2 separate regions of the Homo sapiens genome follow, and region 1 is linked to region 2. Evidence: chromatin contacts called from ENCODE Hi-C data. All regions are on one chromosome and are shown on one strand. Each heading gives the region's core, a stretch centred on a gene start or an enhancer-like site at or near the end of the contact. The rest is flanking DNA. Distances are from core to core; before and after follow the strand shown.

What was found. A loop is a pair of places that touch in the nucleus more often than their neighbours do. Pooled maps may share reads with other maps.
Region 1: a pooled map of heart right ventricle shows a loop between it and region 2 (2.1-fold over the local background). The contact joins two enhancer-like sites. A Hi-C loop is called at or near these places in 1 of 168 maps with a recorded cell type or tissue (Right ventricle myocardium inferior) and 5 of 50 pooled maps.

Annotation. Positions count from the first base shown.
Region 1 is chr3:61,925,952-61,930,101 of GRCh38, forward strand. All of the region lies in intron 2 of PTPRG (protein tyrosine phosphatase receptor type G), which reads left to right. Among named protein-coding and RNA genes, the nearest start is that of PTPRG, 370 kb to the left of the region's middle. Within about 2 kb of position 1,565, at least 17 of the 41 ENCODE cell types and tissues checked have a DNase peak (open chromatin) inside an H3K27ac peak, as active enhancers do.
Region 2 is chr3:61,731,479-61,735,457 of GRCh38, forward strand. The region is part of intron 1 of PTPRG (protein tyrosine phosphatase receptor type G); the gene reads left to right. Among named protein-coding and RNA genes, the nearest start is that of PTPRG, 170 kb to the left of the region's middle. Within about 2 kb of position 2,600, at least 3 of the 41 ENCODE cell types and tissues checked have a DNase peak (open chromatin) inside an H3K27ac peak, as active enhancers do.

The DNA.
Region 1 (4,150 bases), core at 315-2,814, 190 kb after region 2:
AGCCTGGTTCTCTGACCAGCAGCACCAGCGTCACCTGCCAGCTTGTTAGAATGGCAGAACCTCAGACCCTTCCTGTAACTACTATATCAGAATAGAAACCGCATTTTAGCAAGATCTGCAGGTCATTCACAGACACAGTAAAGTTTTAGACATGCTGATCTGGAGAGGTAATGGAGGGCTATTTTAAGGAAATCCATGGAAATAAACTTGGAGAAAGAGTAGCTTGAGTGGTTGGTAGCTGATATGGTTCGGATCTGTGTCTCCCCCCAGATCTCATGTTCAGTTGTAGTACCCAGTGTTGGAGTTGGGTCCTGGTGAGAGGTGATTGGTTCATGGGGGTGGCTTTTCATGAATGGTTTAGCACCATCCCCTTGGTGCTGTTCTTGTGACAGTGAGATCCAGTTGTCTAAAAGTGTGTAGCACCTCCCCCTCCTCTCTCTTGCTCCTACTCCAGCCATGTGATACGTGTGCCTCTCCTTCACCTTCCTCCATGATTGTAAGTTTACTGAGGCCTTCCCAGAAGCCAAGTAGGTTGCAATACCATGCATCCTGTACAGGCTGCAGAACTGTGAGCCAATTAAACCTCTTTTCTTCATAAATTACTCAGTCTCAGTCCTCCTTTCTTCCCCTTCCCTCCCTCCCTCCCTCCCTCCCTCCCTCCTTCCTTCCTTCCTTCCTTCCTTCCACTAACATCATAAGGTATTTTTTTATATCAGTGCAAGAACAGATTAATATGGTAGCCCAGCCTTGACTCCCATTCATATAAATGCCATTATAATTCCAGTTTGTAGTGATATCTCAGATTTAATCCACATCTTAGTACATTTTATGGTGTTTAGTGTTCATAGTGGACCATAATTATTTAGAGGATCCTCTTTACTCCTTTTTGCCTCCAGCAAGTTCTGACAGTGTTCATAGTGTTAGGAGGTTGAAATTAAAACAAAAACGAAAAAAACAGTTCGGGGGGAAGAAAAAAAAAATCTGTACATGTTGTCCTTTTCTACCTGTAATGTAGTGCATGCAGATGACAGGACATTTCTTGTCTTTATTTTGAAAATCATTTGCCATCGTTCATGATGTGCAACTGCATGAGTACATATGACTGTCAAGTGTCTGGATTCTATTTCTGAATTCAGGAAACTCCAGAGTTAAGCAACCAAATTCCATTTCAGAATCCGCTTCTATTTTTGTTCTGTTCATTTGATCTTTTCCATCGGTAGGCACATTAGCTTACTAAGCATAAAGAACTTTTTTTTCCTCCCAGCTATATATTCTCCACAAAACACTGAGGGCTTCCCTGGGAAATAAATCCCTGGCTAAATGGAAATGTGGTTGGTTTCATGGTATATCTTCAGGTCTTGGACAACAGCTCTGTGCTTGCAGTCTTCTTTGTGTGACATTTGGAGGCCGAGCTCTCAAATGTCCCTTGAATTTCATTAACTGGTGTGCTGTTTTGAGTTAACTGTGGAGAGAGGCCTATTGGAGATGGTCCCTGCCAGTTGGGCAGCTCTCCCACTTGGCTGTTTTGAGAATTGTTATATCCTGTACTATGGAAACAGGATGAACTTGGCCATGAGTGTGGGCCAGAAGCCTCTATCCCATTTATGCGGACTTGCTGGCTGAGTTTTGAGAAGTGCATGATTTCATTTGGGCTGTGGTTTGCTGCTAACCGTGTGAGTCTGCAAAATGATCCCTTTTAAGTAGAACCAGGACAGAATAACCCTGGAGCTATGTTTGGTGTGGTTTGTCTGCAAGGGTTAAAAGCTCACTACAGGATGTTGCTGCTTTATAAAATTGAGGCCTCCTTGAAAGTTGTGTCATTTCTATGCTTTATGAATAGGATTATCTTCTTTATGCAGCAGTCATTTGATGTTGAATAGAAGCTGAAGATACAGTTCCTCTGTAAAGATTTCATCATTGTTTGATTGGTAAAGGTGGACATTTTCCCCCCTTTCCAGGTGAGGTATACGTGCGTTCAAAGAGGGATGGGGCAGGAAGGTGGTTGGCGGTGGTCAGAAAGCCATCTGTAACTCAGGTGATTTTCCTGTACCGGTCACCTAGCTGAATCTGAATGAGAGTTTTTTGTAAAGTTGTGGTAGAAGATAAATTAGCCTGATGATGGATTATGCACTATTTCTCTTCTGCTATAAGGGGTATGAGGCCGGAGGTTAGGAGACTCACACACAGTCATGTTGTCTGTCAGAGGGAGGATGAAGCCGAGAGTTGAGTGGCCTTCAAGCTCCCTCTGGTTGCTCATACCTTGTTTCTTTCTCCTTCTTATGAGTTGGGAACATGCCCAAGAAACCTTGTAAGTGTGAAATACAGCATGCCTAGTCTCTCCTGCAGAATAATGCGACCCCATATTTGTTAACCACACAGACCTTAGAATGTGACAGTTTTCTAGCTTAAGTGAATTGGAATGAAACCCTATCACATTTTCCAAACCAGACTTATTTTGCCTGAGTCCATTTTTTTAATCCCCTACTTTCTACTTGAAAAATGAAATTGCTTGAATTTACTGAAAGAAAAAGTCATAGCAATTGTCAGACTGCATGAGGAGGGTATTTATTCAGATTTCATGGATGGGGCCAGTATTTTCTGGAACATGTTGCTGAAGTTTATGAGCATTTAAATTATAGGATGCTATTTGGGATTCTCCCTAAAACAAAAGCTTTTATAGTGTGATACTATGCTTTTAAGAAGACAAAAACACTGGTTTGATTTTTTTTTCATTTCAGTTTTTACTTCTGTTTTAAAAGTTTAAATATATTTTCTAGAGATACTGGAGATAAGGGGGATGAAAATGTCTTATCTCTTTTCAGGGTTGATATATATTTATAGAAAGGTATCAGATGTATTGTGACAGTCTATAGATGTAATAAAATATTTCACTATAAAACAGTTGATTGGAGTCATACAGTGGTTCTCAACTAAAGGTGATTTTTCTCTTCCCCTACTCCTGGGGACATTTGGCAGTGGATGGAGACATGTGTGGTTGTCACAACGGGAAGGATGTTGCTATTGGCAGTCTAGCGAGTAGAGGCCGGGGATGCCACTGAACATCCTACAATGCACAAGGACAACCCCCACAGCAAAGGAGTCTTTGGCCCCAAATGAGAAACCCTAGAGTGGCATAACCAAAACCAAATGCTTTAATAAATACCCAGCCCTGAGGTTTTGGTATTTAAAGTGACATTTAACATCACCAAAAACATGTCAAAAATGTGTCAGCCATTTAACACATGCATAAAGCCTTCTTTTTTAAAATAACAGATGTGAGACTTCTGAGCCACATTTTTCCTAGAGGTTGTTCTCTCTCTGGGAATGAATACCGAGGTGCTATTTCACATTATAAAATTTTTAGCTACTGAAGAATTATGTTTAAATTTGAAAAAAAAAATACTTTTGCTTTTTACCAGATCGAGCGTTTCTTTAGTGGCATTCTCTTTTAATCCAGTGATTTTCAAGTGACCCCGTATTTAGTCCTAAAGTTCCATTTCTCAACTGAAACTCAACATTTAGTTGAGTAGCCCATTCTAGTTCTATATGCTTTTCATAATGGGCTTCCTTTGAGCAAAGTTCATGCATTGCACCTAACCGTCCTTTGGATGTGAGTTTTTCATTGTGGATTACTGCCCAAAGAAGTGATGAATTAAATTGTTAAACTCATTTAGCTGTGACCTGAGATGAATAGAGTGCATTTGAAAAATGAGCACAGGTTGTTTATGAGCCGTCGTGTCGGCATCACACTTCAGAGTCGGTGTAGATGTCTACCGCTCTAGCCCTATGGGCTGCAGTGATTCAGGAGCAAGAGCGAGCAGTGGGTTCTTTCTAACGTGTCAGCCTTTTGACCTTGAGCTGCATTAAGGCTTTCACATGTGCAGTTGATTAAGATTTTTATTTTCTTCCTTTATTTCATTTGTACCATATGCACAGAGAGTCGTGGATAACAGTTTAGACTAAATAAAGGACATTGAATTGTCAGTAATGAAATATCTTGTTTTAATTAAAACTATTAGTAATGCTCTTTCTTGCCCTGGATACTAGGATATTGACATACTTAATGGTAGAATAACAGATAATGCGGTATTTTTTTTTTTTTTTGCTTTTTACTCCTACAAATTGCTTTTAAATTCTCTAAGATCTGGTT
Region 2 (3,979 bases), core at 1,350-3,849:
GCTGGGACTACAGGCACGCACCACCACGCCCAGCTAATTTTTTGTATTTTAGTAGAGACAGGGTTTCACCATGTTGGCCAGAATGGTCTAAATCTCCTGACCTCGTGATCTGCCCACCTCGGCCTCCCAAAGTGCTGGGATTACAGGCGTGAGCCACTGTGCCCAGTCAGAAGCTCCCTTTCACAGTGCTATGCAGGGCTTTAAAGCCACACATGCCAGACATTCTAGATGGAAATTTCTTTTTCCCATTTATTTTTCCAGCTTTTTCTGTAGTTCTCCACTGTCCAGTAGGAATGGAACGTGAACTGCATAGGTACTTTTTTTTTTCTTTTTTCTTTTTTTTGAAGCAGTCTGGCCCTGTCACCCAGGCTAGAGTGCAGTGGTGAGATCTCGGTTCACTGCAACCTTCACCTCCCAGGTTCAAGGGATTCTCCTGCTTTAGCCACCTGAATAACTGGTATTACAGGCGCCCACTACCATGTCCAGCTAATTTTTGTATTTTCAATAGAGACGGGGGAGTTCACCATGTTGGCCAGGCTGGTCTTGAACTCTTGACCTCAGGTGATCCACCTGCCTTGGCATCCCAAAGTTCTGGGATTACAGTGGTGAGCCACTGTGCCTGACCCACATAGGGACTTTTAAATTTTGTAGCAGCTACCATAAAAAGTAAAAAGAAACAGGTGGAATTAATTAGAATAATTTATATAACCCAGTATATCTAAAATGTCATTTTGACATGTAATCAGAATTTTAAAAATGTTGATGAGATATTTTGCCTTTTTGTTTCTTACTAAGCATTTGAAATCCTGTATTAGCAGGCCGGGCGCAGTGGCTCATGCCTGTAATCCCAGCACTATGGGAGGCCGAGGTGGGCGGATCACGAGGTCAGGAGATTGAGACCATCCTGGCTAACACGGTGAAACCCTGTCTCTACTAAAAATACAAAAAATTAGCTGGGCATGGTGGCGAGCACCTGTAGTCCCAGCTACTCGGGAGGCTGAGGCAGGGGAATGGCATGAACCCGGGAGGCGGAGCTTGCACTAACACGGTGAAACCCCGTCTCTACTAAAAATACAAAAAATTAGCCGCGCATGATGGCGAGCACCTGTAGTCCCAGCTACTCGGGAGGCTGAGGCAGGAGAATGGCATGAACCCGAGAGGCGGAGCTTGCAGTGAGCCAAGATCACTCCACTGCACTCCAGCGTGGGTGACAGAGCGAGACTCCGTCTCAAAATAAATAAATAAATAAATAAATAAATAAATAAATAAATAAATAAATAAATCTTGCATTAGCTAGGGGCGACAGTGTCGGACAGCACAATTTGGAAGGGTGCTTCTTATCCCCACTGCTCAGTTAAAATGTGAACATATGCCTGCGTGGAACATTCCCTTTTTCTGTTTAAAAGAAAGTGAATTGTTTTCGCAGCAGTTAGTTGGTGTTAGCATAATGCCTTCCTGTGTAGGCTGTAGTGTTAGAATTCTCTTTACAAGCCTTGTAATAATTTTCAGGAATGATCACTTTTATTATAGTATTTTTAGTGCCACTAGAGGGTTTTTACAGTGTGAAATCTCTTAAAAGGACAGTCAAAAACATACTGTGTTTCTTGTGGGACACAGGGTTGGGCATTTAAGTACCTAGTAGTGTTCTTGAGACAGATTCTATGAAATTAGAATTGTCCAGGAGAAACCCAGGTCAAAGGTCACTTTGTATCAGTTCAAACATGTTCTATATTGGTATTTCATGTTTGGGTCTTTATACTCTGTATATTTTGTGAAATAACTAAATCTTCATGATTCATTTCTATGTTGTAGCCCCTCACACTTAATTAGGGGGTCCCAGTGGAGCTTCCTTTCCGTTTCTCTATCTGTTTAGAGTGTCTGGGTGTGTATTCATTTCTCTGTCATGTGCCATGTGACTTTGGCAAGGTCCTTAACCATTCTGTGCCTAGATTGCCTGGTTTTTAAAATGGGAATAATGAGAGCATTTATCCCAGAAAGCTCTGGTGAGGGTTAACATGAGATATTTCAGTTGAATAGATCAGCACAGTGCCTCCTGGTACATGGTAAGTGCTAAAGAAGCATTACCTATCACCAGCACCATTACTCATTTTCTTTGTGAATTTTAGCAACTAAAGCAGAGCAGGACAAATTTTAGGAATGGATTTATTTCTTTGACATTGAGATGGAGCTTTAAAAAGCATTCCTGACTTCTTCCCAAAACATAAATTAAAAATCTTTGTTTCTGCCACAATATCTTTAGTCTCATTTCCCTGTTCCTTCTACTGTTTCATCCTGGGATTGATCAACTCTTCACTTTTGTTTTGTTTTATTTTATTTTGAGACAAAGTCTTGCTCTGTACCCAGGCTGGAATGCAGTGGTGTAATCTCAGCTCACTGCAACCTTTGCCTGCCAGGCTCAAGCGGTCCTCACACCTCAGCCTCCCAAGTAGCTGGGATTACAGGTGCATATCACCATACCTGGCTAATTTTTGTATTTTTTGTAGAGATGGGTCTATCATGTTTCCCAAGCTGAGCTCAAGTGATCCGCCTGCCTCGGCTTTCCAAAGTACTGCGATTACAGGCATGAGCCACCACGCCCAGCCAACATCTGTTCACTTTGGGTAAATTATTTTAATAAGAACTCTCTGGTTAGAGCATGACTGTTAAAGAGAAACTTCCTAAATGCATTTTACAAAGTGCTTTTTCTCTTTCTCGCTTTTTCTGAAACACTGGTTCTTGAATAAACCTCAGATATCATGTATGATTTCTGAAATACCTAAAATCTGCAGGCTTTTTTCTCTCCTACTTTTTGGTTCCATTATGTTAAATATCAAAGAATAGATTAACCAGAATATGAATGGACAGGCATGCAAGAAAAACTGGAGGTTTCCAGTTGCTCCTAATACCATCTATTTCTCTCACCTTTTCACTTAATACTCACTTACTGATTATGCAGAGGTGATATTTAAGAACAAATCCATTTAATAAACCTTTGTAAGTAATATTTAAAGGAGTGTTTATTTTTCAGAATTCACCCAGGATTTCTGTGATCTGCGGTTCTTTGGCTTTGGCACCCGGTTGTCCCAATTTGTTCCAGAGTATTTTACTGCATATGCGATGTCTTTCTCGTTTGCTGTCTATAAATCAAAGGAAGAGTTCGTTTCATTTAATTTTGCCTGATAGGGAAACCCCCAAAGATACAAAATGACTCTTCAACGTTAGTGTATTTATTAAAAATAAAAAAGGAAACTGCCTTTTTGTTCTCCTTCCTATCCCAAGTTTGATTGACCGTATTGCAGAGTCATAAAAGGATTTATATTCAGAGTTGAAAAGTCTCCCTGAAATTGATTTCACCTAGCTTCTTGTATATAAATAGATATTGAGAGGGGGGGAATAATACTGAACTGAAACTTTCAATTTTGAATGTGAGCTTTCCAAAGTCATGAAACTGCTTTTCCGTCTGACTCTTCAGATGGATCTTATAGCATAATTGGTCAGAGCCAGAGGAGGTTTTTGAAAAAGCATAGCCAAAAAAGAGAAAGGAAACAAACCCCACTTTTTTAATAGCTGCAGTTTCTTCATCAGGAAAGGACTTTGGTTAAATAGCTCTTCTTCCCAAAAAGGCAAAACATTTTTCCTCATATAATTAATTTAAGAAATTGCTTTTAGAGCTATTTAAACAGACCTAGAGATAAGTGCTTTAGCCATCTTGATGTGCTCTAGCGAAAATTTTTATGTGGTTAGAATTTTTTTAATTAAATCACTTCATTTAAGATTGTAATAGCCCTTTTAAATTATTTTCCTTGAGACTCGTATTGTGTTATTTCAAGTTAATAACTCCTCTTCAAGCAAAGCAAAATGCAAGATATTTCTTCTGATGATTTCTTTCTGCAATTGAAGAGAACAAAGCCAGCCTCATTCTTGCTGGAAAGGAAGCAAATCTAACACCTAATAAAAATGGAGATAACAAAAATGAACC